2 separate regions of the Homo sapiens genome follow, and region 1 is linked to region 2. Evidence: read pairs that join two places in POLR2A ChIA-PET (ENCODE). Cell type or tissue: K562. All regions are shown on one strand. Each heading gives the region's core, and the rest is flanking DNA. Links, peaks and the distances in the headings are about the cores only.

What was found. Peaks named below come from ENCODE experiments on the same cell type or tissue, not always from the same donor. Only the 100,000 strongest peaks of a DNase experiment are listed, where the experiment ranks them.
Region 1: POLR2A ChIA-PET joins it to region 2 with 5 read pairs; 1 of 35 experiments calls an interaction of 5 or more read pairs at or near these places.

Annotation. Positions count from the first base shown.
Region 1 is chr7:130,271,634-130,275,633 of GRCh38, forward strand. CPA2 (carboxypeptidase A2) reads left to right here. Exons shown (of 11, transcript NM_001869.3): 5 at 1,443-1,544; 6 at 3,516-3,614. Among named protein-coding and RNA genes, the nearest start is that of CPA2, 6.8 kb to the left of the region's middle. RefSeq lists enhancers at 695-1,347, 1,348-1,999. In K562, for the core only: no CTCF peak of the experiment used is centred there; DNase peaks (open chromatin) are centred at 1,037 and 1,748; H3K27me3 peaks cover 795 bases.
Region 2 is chr7:129,765,268-129,772,441 of GRCh38, forward strand. MIR182 (microRNA 182) reads right to left here and starts at 5,225; the gene lies at 5,116-5,225. LOC105375501 (a long non-coding RNA gene) reads right to left here and starts at 3,938. Exons shown (of 3, transcript XR_927963.4): 1 at 3,421-3,938; 2 at 2,620-2,691. RefSeq lists an enhancer at 5,376-6,239. In K562, for the core only: no CTCF peak of the experiment used is centred there; DNase peaks (open chromatin) are centred at 3,554 and 4,054; H3K4me3 peaks cover 2,100 bases.

The DNA.
Region 1 (4,000 bases), core at 1-4,000, 500 kb after region 2:
ATTTTTCATCTGCCGTGCCAAGAAGCGGGGGTTGGTGCAAAGGGAGTAGCCTCTGGTCCTTTTGTTACTTGGGCGTGGAAAGTTGGAGTTTTCTTTTTGATTTAGTTCTAGGGAGTCAGCCTGAATTGGCCTTGGGTTCCCTGCCTCCAGACCCTATTCTTCTGCCTCACAGGGATGTGCTCTCTAAGACCTCATGGCAGCAAAGCCTCATGAAGTCTCTGCTGTCTTTCTTGGGCTTTGTTGTTTCTGTGGAGACTATCCCCTTCCTGCATCTGCTACTCCATGCTGCTGTGGGGATCCTGGGCAGTGCTGCATTTACTTCTGTGGCACAGAGCTCTTCTCCAGGCCCACGGGAATCTATCTGCACTGACTTAAGAGTCGAGGGATGGAAAGGGGCCGGAGGGGATGGAGGTTGTAGGGCCAAGGGGTGGCATGGGGAGTACGAAAGAGCCAGAGAAGAGGTATCTGGTAGGCACCAAGTCTCCAAGTTGGCAGTTTTTAAATGCAAAAAGCTTTAAACATTTTTTTCTCCTAATTTATGTGATGGAAAAACCTGATTTAACCTAAACTCATTTGGGAGCAAAATCTGACCTGAATTGCCTCACTGCTCATTTGTTTCACTGCCAGAAATAATATTAATGTGCTTGAATACGGAGCAATGTCCCGTGTGTAATAATATATACTTCCTATTACCCTTCTAAAATTCTCCCCTGAAAAAAATATCTTATTTGAAATATATATGGCCTCAAGGGTTTCAGATAGGGGACTGTGGACCAGCACAGAGAATAAGAAAGAAAAGGAAGTGAAGCAAACAAGATGCCCTCCCGCTCTCCCAGACAAACTGATGTCTGTCTCCTACAGAGTGCAAATACTGGCAACAGCTGGAGGGACTGACTTCCTCCCGCTAGCTCTCCAGACGCGCCCGGACACGTCTCAATCCCAGCAATGGACACAGCTTGGGTTCTCCAGATGCACAAAATTTCAATCGCCTTGAAAATAGGAGCTGGAGTAGCCGGTGGCCTTAGTGCGTCTGCAGCAGAAACCCCATTGTCCCTGGGCCTGATTTAGCCGGGAGACATTTTGTAGCGATCGCCTCTACATCCATTTTGGGGTTGAGGGGGCACTACCATTTGTGTTCCTCTGCTAACAAGGGCGAGAAACCCCACCTCAGGGCTGGGGTCGCCAAAAGCCACAAGTACCTCAGGGAAGTGTGCCATTTTGCTTTGCACAAAACTGCAAAGAGCCGGCTGGGCTGCAGCCCCTGCAGACACCGTCGGACTCAGCAGCACTCAGCTGGATCCAAACCCTCCGACCCTACAGCTCGGGCCGCGCTGCCCCCTCCGCTGTGTCCCAAGGGAATGGGGAAAATCACCAGGGGATCAGATCTCATGCAACAGATGGTTCACTCGCAAATGTCTATTTATTCACTTGAAACATTTCAGATTTCCCAAGAAATGGATAACCTCGTGGCTGAGCACCCTGGTCTAGTGAGCAAAGTGAATATTGGCTCTTCTTTTGAGAACCGGCCTATGAACGTGCTCAAGGTACACGGTGCAGGGACGGTTCTTCCTCTCGATGTTTCTAGAATCTCCCTCCTCCCAGGCTAGCCGGCAGTCCCAGCTTGTGCTACAGAGAGGCTCCTTTTTATTACTTTTTTTTTCTTTTCCTCCTAACCGGTCCTTGCTGGTTTTGAGTATCCACTCCCCCACCCCCGCCCCCTTCTTTTTCTTTCTCTCTGTTCCTGAGCAAGCTGACGCAGGTCTGCAGGAGTGAATTAATGCTCACGTCCTGAGAGATGAGCTCCTGGGGAACCGGGGCAAATGCGCCAATAGGAGCCGAGGAAGGGGGAGGTGCGGGCCGGGGGAGGTTGGGGGCTGGGGGCTGTAATTCAAGCTGGGAGTTCTCTGCCTCCCCTCCCCTTCTCTTTTTTTTCTTTCCTCTTTAAACACACACACACACACACACATACACGCGCACACACACACGCACACCAGTTAAAAAAGAAAAAGCACTAATTGCCTAAGCTGCATTTTTTTCTTTTTCTTTTTTTTTTTTTTTTTTGTTTTTTAAAGAAGAGTTCTGGTCGTATGCAGAAGGATGATGGACAACTAAACCCTAAACCGCAAAGACAAACGCCCTGAACGAAGATCTTTTGAAAAAGGATATAGATGAAAAAAGGTTAGGGTTTTACGCCATCTCGTAACCTCTGAAGTCTTTGTGCACATAATTTCAAGCTTTGCACTTTGTCCTCAAAAACAGTGAAAATTATTTCCCCAGATTTCCTAGAAAGAGTTTTTTAAGAGAAAAAAAAACCAAAAAGAGGTAATGTCACAACTCCTCGCTAAATTTGGAAACGTTATGGCTGGGAACCAACTGACTAACTGGGACAGATGGATTTCTCCAGAGCGTTTTTCCCAAAGCAGGCCTGAGAGGAGTGATTTGCCTACTTTATACCACTAGGATACATTTGCTAATGTTTACCTCCCTTCTTTCTTTTTATTTCGTCTACCCGCACCCCCCCTCCCCGCGCCGAGTTGGATCAGAAAACCCCAGATTCTCTTCCACCTTGGTCTTCCCTGGCCTTCCCTTTTCCTGCGTGGTTCGGCGGTGGAGGATGTTGTGTTTTTGAAAGTTCCCTGCTTTTTACATTTGAGCTCTTTGGAGGAAAAGGCACAAAACACTTTTAACTAAAACTCCTAGAACCCATGAACTGTAATTTTTAGCAAGGATTTGCATTTCTCATTTACCTTATCTGCTGTGTTTAGAATGCTGCACAGAGATAGAAGTTGATGGTGCAAAAATAATCTTTTCCTCTCCATTTACTGATCCAATTGGCAAAGCCACTGTTTCAAATAAAACTAAGTCACTTAGATCATAAAATTTAAACTCTGGAAAGTACCTCCGGAGGCTTGCTATCCTGTTTTTATGAAGGTCTCAAAAGGTTATCACAAGCATTTTTATAACAAAACACTATTATTGCATACATTTGGAAAATAGAGAAAAGAAAAAAGAAAAAAAAATCCTCATAATTCTAATTCCACAACTATAGGATAATAGCTATTAACAATCTGTTGTATATTTTTCTACTTTTTTCTCTCTTTTCTTTTTCCTTTTCTCTCTTCCTCCTTCTCCTTTTCCTTTTTTCTCATATGTATGTGTATGTATAAATGAACTAGTTTCTTTAAAAATAAAAATGAAATCTTGTAATCCATTTTTTTCCAATTTTCAGCATATGAAGATATTTTCATGTCATCATCTACAACGATTTTTTACAAACATCAGAGGAGAATTGTCTATGCCCCTCAGTCTGTGTTTACACTTGCATTCGAAGAAGGGGACAAAAGAAAATTCTCCTTAAATGAGAGTTAGTCGACAGCATCACTGTCTGTATTTCCTTCTCTGTCAATCACATCAAGAATAGAGAGAGGGACAGAGAAGGATGGTCTAGGGTAGAAAGGAGGCAACCAGGTGCCACGGCAGTGGAGCCGTTCACATTGCCACACTTGCTTTTGCAGTTCAGCACCGGAGGAGACAAGCCAGCTATCTGGCTGGATGCTGGGATCCATGCTCGAGAGTGGGTTACACAAGCTACGGCACTTTGGACAGCAAATAAGGTCATTTTGCCTAATATTCCTTGCTTATTTTGCCTTTCTGGGGTCAGGCCCACCAAAATCCATGACAGTCCCAGTGGTCCTGATGGCTGGCGCTCTCAGACAAAACCCTTCTCTTGTCACACGGGCTGGCAGTCAACCCATCCAGACTTTTTTGGTATTGCCCCATCCAGCACCCCAGGCTCCTCCCCTTGGGCAGGCCACTGTGCGCTGTGTTAAAAGGCACAGCGATGTGATGATTGCTGTTGAGTGAGAGAGAGGGGAAAAAAAAAAAGACTCAGTAAGCTAAAGAGATTGAACGGGTGGCCAGGGAGGACCCTTGGGAGCCAGATTTCAGCAAAAGAACCGACTAGAGAAAAATCACTTTGCTGCCTGGAACCCTGAGGGCT
Region 2 (7,174 bases), core at 1,554-5,553:
TGTATTTTTAGTAGAGACGGGGTTTCACCATATTGGCCAGGCTGGTCTTGAACTCCTGACCTTGCGATCTGCCTGCCTCAGCCTCCCAATTATATACATTTTTAAATGCCTAGATTATGGCTGGGGAATTTAGGGAGTTGTGAGAGGCCCCAACTTGGGTGAGGAACCAGCCTCGACATAAACTTAGGATTGTCATGCTGACAGGGCATCTGATCTGGTCCCCACCTGAGGTTGGCATCCCACTCCAGCACCTTTGCTTGGCCATCTCCAGAGATGGAGGGTCCAGACCCGAGGCCCTCATTGGTGCAGTCAGGAAGCTCTGTGTGATGTATAGAACATGCCTGTCTGGGGTCGGCTACTGCCCCTGCTTCTGCTCTCTTAAGTCATAGAGAACTAGAATTCTTTCAACTACTTGAAAATAACCTCACATTACCACCCAAATCTTTCATAGCTAAAATCTCCAGTTTCCATTTTTCCTGGAGATGGGTGAGTTGTTTCCAGAAATGGAGTGAACTGGAATTTCCTGAGTGGCCCCCAACGAAAACCAAAAATCCTGGATTTTATGTTTTGAAACGTCTTCCAATGCACAGCAATATAGCGAGTAAGCCACAGAAGGGACCTGGATAGCCAGACCATCTCTGGTCTGGTCCAGCGCACACCACAGCACGGGTGCCCTCCAAACTGAGCCCAGACTGAGGGATAACGTCAAGGGCTTCACAACCTTCATCTCCCATGATTCTCCTCCAGGAATCTGCTGCTGTAAGTTGGCTGCAGCCTGTCCTTCCAAGCACCACACTTTGCCCCTGTATTCCTCCCCCTGGGACCTGCTCTTTCCCCCTTCTCTCTCTACTCAGGCTCAATGTAGGTGGCTCCCTCCACTCAGAGCCCATGCACCACCCCAGCCCTGGAGGCCATGCCTTTCTTCAGCCCCAGCACCTCTTCCTGTCTGTACTACATGCACCTGCCCCATCCACACTGCCCAGTGGGGCTTGTAACCGTGCCCAGCCCAGCTCCCGCGTTGAGCTGTGTGTACCAGGAGGGCAGACCCATTGGCATTGGGTGCCATGCCTCCTGCAGCAAGCCCAGCCCTTTGCTGTTAGTGTTTAACAAGAATCTTGATGGGGGCCGAGCGCGGTGGCTCACACCTGTAACGCCAGCACTTTGGGAGGCCGAGGTGGGCAGATCACTTGAGGCCAGGAGTTCGAGACCAGCCTGGCCAACATGGTGAAACCCCATCTCTACTAAAAATACAAAAATTAGCCAGGCTTGGTGACAGGCACCTGTAATCCCAGCTACTTGGGAGGCTGAGGCAGGAGAATTGCTTGAACCCAGGAGGTAGAGGTTGCAGTGAACCAAGATCGTGCCAGCACACTCCAGCCTGGGAAACAGAGCAACACTCTGTCTCAAAAAGAAAAAAAAAGAACAGCTGAGTTCATCCCTAACAGCCTCTTCCCCTGCAGGAATGTTGGATGCCTCTTAAAAAAAAAAAATGAATATTGGTGGACTTAATGCAGCCATCTTCTTTCTGCTGGAAAGCTGGTCTTTGTGGAAACCTCTCACATGTGGTTTTGATGGTACTTTGTGCACACTTACTCTGTGCTCCAAAAGGTGCCCGGGCTCCAGCTGCCTGACCTGGAGGAGCTGCCTTGTGGAGCCATCTGTACGCCCTAGGCCCTGACACCAGGGCAGCCCCTCCCTTTTGGAGGTCAGAGCCAGGCAGGCCTTCCTATGACCTCAGGGGGCCCATGGGCTACCCATGCACGAGGGTCCCTTCCACTGCGGGAACTGAGACTCTTGGGGGGGTGACAAGACTTTCGGAGATGCTTGAGGTCAGAGGTTACGCAGAGTGTGGAAGTCAGAATGCATCACCCAGGTCTGGAATTCCACAGCCTCCCTGCCACATGCCAGGCCCCATACCAGGCCAAGGCCAGCCCTGGGCATGAAAGTGTGAGTGAGATACAGCCTGGACCCAAAAAGCCTCCACAGTTGATGGGTGAAGCTGACCTACTAACCTCAACCCTCACCCCTAGCCCTGTGGTTTTAGCACTGGCAGGCTGGGAAGGTGTGTGCAGGGCATTTGAGACATGCTGCCTTACCAGCTTCGAAGGGAGGAAGAGCTGGCGGGGAGGGCAGGCCACATGAGGAAGGCGAAACAATTTCTTCCTGGCGAGCAGGAAGACAGGTGGGGGGAGCAGGAGGGTAGTTTGCATGGCAAGGCTGGGTCATACCAGGCCCCATAAACCAGGTAAGGCGCTTGGGCTTATCCCAAGGGAGAGGGTGGGGATACTGTGGTCAGATTAGCTCAGAGGACGGTCAGTGGAGCAGGGCAGGACAGAGATGGGGAGGTGGCAGTGGTGACGGCAGCTGGGACATTCCATTCCGTAGGGACCATCCCACTGATCAGTCCTGCCTTCCCACCACCCTGGTTCTAGCTCTGCCACCCCCAGCAACCATGTATCCTAGGGAAAGGCAGAAGTCTCTGCAGGGGCTAAAGGGGCACCAGGGAGAAGGTCAGGGTCCACTGGCCACAGTGCAGCCCCCTCCCCTGGCTGTGTGGCACGGGGCCTGCAGCCTCTGGGAGCAGTTGCCAGGGCCCGGGTTCCCTGCTCCACCACTCACCTTGGCTATAAACACTTCATTGTCCTGATCCTGTTTGCTCATCTGTGCGCTGCCCGTGGTTGTGAGGATTCACTGAAATCATGAAAATGTAGCACAGTCTGTGCTCAAAGATCAATAGCTTTACTGTGACTCAATCTGCCCAAAGCCCCCAATTTCTTCTTCAGCGCCCACCCTGCTGAGGCCCCATAATAATTCTATTCCTGCCAGCATGGAGCACCAGCAGCTGTACCAGCCAAATGAAGCTATGTGGGTCGGGGGACAAAGATGATGCAAGGCTCCTCCACGCCAGCTTGGACTATAAAACGCATTCTAATCACTGACCTTACCTCCATGCTTAGCACTTAGCAGTACTTGGGCACCGCGATTATGCTGCTGTTGATCACTACACTAAACCGTTCAGCCCACATCTCCTGGTTTTGTTATTTACAAGCTTAAGAACAGAGAGCAGGCCGGGCGCAGTGGCTCATGCCTGTAATCCCAGCACTTTGGGAGACCAAGGCGGGCAGATCACGAGGTCAGGAGATCGAGACCATCCTGGCTAACACGGTGAAACCCCCGTCTCTACTAAAAATACAAAAAATTAGCCAGGCGTGGTGGTGGGCGCCTGTAGTCCCAGCTACTCAGGAGGCTGAAGCAGGACAATGGCGTGAACCCGGGAGGCGGGGTTTGCAGTGAGCCGAGATGGCGCCACTGCACTCCAGCCTGGGCGACAGAGCAAGACTCAAGTCTCAAAAAAAAAAAAAAAAAAGAACAGAGAGCAGAGCCGTTTCAGGCCCTGGTCTCTGGCAGACCCCTACTCACCTTCCTGGGCATGTATCCAAGGTCCTTCTCCCATGGCACCTGCTTCCTCTGCCATCGTGGACTTAATGGCCAAGTCCAACTCCTCCTTTCATTCTGCACACAGCCACAAGAGCCATCCAACCAGAACACACATCTGATCACACCCCCTCTGGCTGCGTGGCTCCCATGGTCCTTAGGTTCGGGAACAAATGCAGCCTTAAGATGGCCAGCCTTCCAGCCCGGCATAGACCCCAGGAAATCTGTGTGCTCTCCAACAGGAGTCTCCTCCTCTCCCTGAGGGTCACTCATCTTCCAGGACTCCCCACCCCTCCCTGTGTCCCAGCAGGTGCCGTGTGGCCCTAGCTCAGAGCAGCCTTCTTCATGCCCTGCAGAGCCAGCCTGTTTACGCAGCGTCTGCTTGTGCTCACGGCATGTAACATGCATAGTGCAGCCTGCGGGAGAACAGTTCCCTTCTCTTTCTGTCTCAAGAGCTGCCGGCTCAGACCTTCCCTACTCGGCCTGTGTCTCCCCAAAAGAGCGCAGTGAGCTGCACGGAGCCGGTTGAGCCTGGAGCCACCAGATAGATGTCTGCCCCGCCCTGCCCAGCCACAGGGGTTGGTGGGTCATGGAACCACACATGACCCTCCGAGGGCAGGTGAGGAGAAAGGAGGGCTGATGGGGGCTGATAGAAGGGGTTTGGGGGATGGGGAGCACCAGAGAAGGAAGGCTGGCAGGCCGAGGGCTGGGGAGCAGGGGATAGGCCTTCACATTTGCATTTGCACCGTTCACTGCGGGCTAGGCCACACTCACACACACACTTACACCTGCACCCACACCCTCTCAACCACACGCGCAGCTCCCACTCTGGCTCCTGAGCCATCTGCAGGCCAGGAGACTCCAGGGCCGGGCTTCCCCAGCAGGTCTGCCCACCAAGCCCAACTCTCTGGGAAGTGCCACTCACTCTGACCCTGTGGCCCGGCTCCGGCTCAGGGGAGCTCCCACTGCAAACACAAGCTCTGGGAAGGTGAGTGGAGGCTTTGTCTCAGGTTCTGAGGCGTCAGGAGGAACAAATCCATGAAGTGGAATGCTGGAGGCATAGAGGTCCAGCCCATGGGCCACCTGCACCCCAGGGGGCCAGTCCCGCATTTACACAAGTGACTTGTACACTCTCCTCCTGCACATCTCTGGAGGCTTATCCCATCTGGCCCTCCATGGCCTCAGCAGGATCACTGGATGTCCGTGATGCACGGCGTGCCCTCCCTGCCCTCATCCTCCCAGCCAGCAGCCCAGGAAGGAACCACTCTTAGTGACCTGTGGAAGGTTAGGAGACCCTCCCTCGGGGCCCTAGAGCCCACCCTGAACAGGGCCTTTCAGGGGAGAGGGTGAGAAGGTTCACCACCCAGAGGAGCCAGGCCAAAGCCCTGAAACCAAACATCCCCCAGTTCCCTCACTCCTCGATTCAGACTCCAGGGCCACAGCCTGGAGCAGAGCTGGACCCCAGCTCCTCTTGGCAGCACCCCTGAGGGCCAGAGAACGGCTTCCCAGCTGACTTGAGGACCTGTGACCTCAGGGGGATGCAGGGAAACACAGAGTGTCACTTCCAGCTGCACCTGCCCTCTGCCACTACCCAGCAGTCCGGGACCTGAGTCCCCTCCTTCCTCGCGGAGAACAGCAGGTCCAGCATGGCCGGCCCTTCCCTCGCTGGCTGTGCACAGGGTGCCGGCTGAGTCCTCGCCCCATAGTTGGCAAGTCTAGAACCACCGGATCCTGTTACCTCACCAGTGTGAGTTCTACCATTGCCAAAAACGGGGGGAGGCAAGCAGCTCCCCCCAGGAGCTGGGGAGGCCTCGGTCTGTGCTGAGGAAGAGACAGAGACAGTTAGGATGGTCCAGGCAGGGCCAGGACAGAGGCGCCCATCCCCGCAACTGCGACAAGGTCCTTCCTGCAGGGTCGCCCTGGTGTGGAGGCCCAACCCCACAGTCCCCCTTCCTGCTGGTCCCGGTCCCTCCTCAGCCCCCTCCTCTCCTCCCTTCCCCTCATATCTGTAACCTGCAGTTCCTGTGGGCAGGCATGGAGCAGACACCATCCCTAGGGCAGCCACCAGGATCCAACCCAGGCCCTGAGCTGTGGTCACCACTCCCAAGGGAACCCGAGGGCACCTCCACTCCCAGCACCTGACAGCAGGGACTCTGGGAACCAGCACAAGCCAGGCCAGAGAGCCCTGCCCCTGGGCGCTGGGGAAGAGATGGCTAATGTGGGCTGGGTTTTGCTATTTACTAAGCCCACGTCACTGCTCCATTTAATCCAGAGAGATGCTCCCAAGCCATTCCCTAGAGCCTAAAGCTCACAGGCTGCCCACCCCAAAGGGAGAGAGGGAAGTTGCTACACAAAACATTCCTCCTCCCTATCAAGTCCAAGGGAGGAAGAGCATTCCACTTGCCAAGGCCTCTTCCCTAAAAGCAGTGGACAAACAATGGCGCTGGGACCTTCTACCCAGGAACGGGAACAGGCAGCCTCTGGGGCCATCAGTCAGTGGCAGGAATGGGCCAAGCTAAAACCAACCAAATATCTCCCATCCAGACGGCACTCTCCTGACCACAGAACCCACTGCACACACCCAGCAGCCCTGCACACACCCAGACCCTTTGAGGGCTGGCTGCGATCTGATTCTCGGAGTGGCATTTCCCCAGACCGCCAGTCACTTACCCAAGGGCAGCACACTTCCGTGTTCCCACTTCCCCTGATGAGGCCAGGTCCTTTCCCAAGGGGTGTTGAAGTGTCCTGAAGGCATCTCAAGCCTTTAGCAAGGGTGCAGGCTGCCTGCCCCCAACCCTGCATCCCCATGCCTCCCCTGCAGCCTGGAAGGGACTCTTTGCCCTCAAGCCTCCTGGGCAGTATGGGCCCACCATGAGCAGGCTCATTTTCCGAACATGCCCCGGCTGGGGGAGCAGCTGACTTGGCAGGGCCCCCAAAATGACACCGCTGCCGCCGCCACCGCCACCACCCCTCCCATCCTGCCTGCCCTTTAGGGTGGAGTGAGATGGGATGATGGCTTAAGATGCAAACAGATCCAGGCCATCCCCAGGGCCAAGTCCAGGACCTCGGTGGCACCCAGACCGGACCGGCAGCCTGGGCTTGGGCGCTGGGGAGGACACCTCTGCCCGAAAGGAGAGGCTTGGTGGGGAAGGTTTGGCCTCTGAGCAGAGGCACGACTCTGGAAGCCTCTCCGAGGGTGGGCGGGCCTGCTTTGGGACATCAGCAGCACTGGGCTCTCTTGGTCCCATGGAGCCCCCAAGCCTGGGACTTGCTGAGGAGGCCACTCCCACCCTCCTCCAGTGTGTATGTGGGGGGTCCTGTCCTCCTCCCCACCCAGCTGTGGCCGCACCAGCCGGGCTCCATCGGCAGCCTGGGGCTGCAGGCGATCAATGGTGCCGGATCGCATTTCGACCCGCCTGAGGCTGGGCAGAGGCTGGGATAATGGCCTGGAATGAATAAGCAAATGGAGTGGTGGGGGAGGCGGGGAGTCTGGAAAACCCACTCATACAGCCCTCCAGGGAGCTGCCCCTCCTGCCGCTCCACGCACCCAGACAGGCCAAGCAAGGTGCCCGACATGGGGGACGCCCTAAACCCGGGCATCTGGGAGCCGCTGCTTTTGACAAACAGAAAAACAAAGCAAAAAGTGCTTCTCAGTGACCCTCCCGCTCCAGCAAGAAAGGCCTTCGCTGCAGTGGGACAGCGTTCCTGCCTGACACTGGACACCATTGGACAGATCATG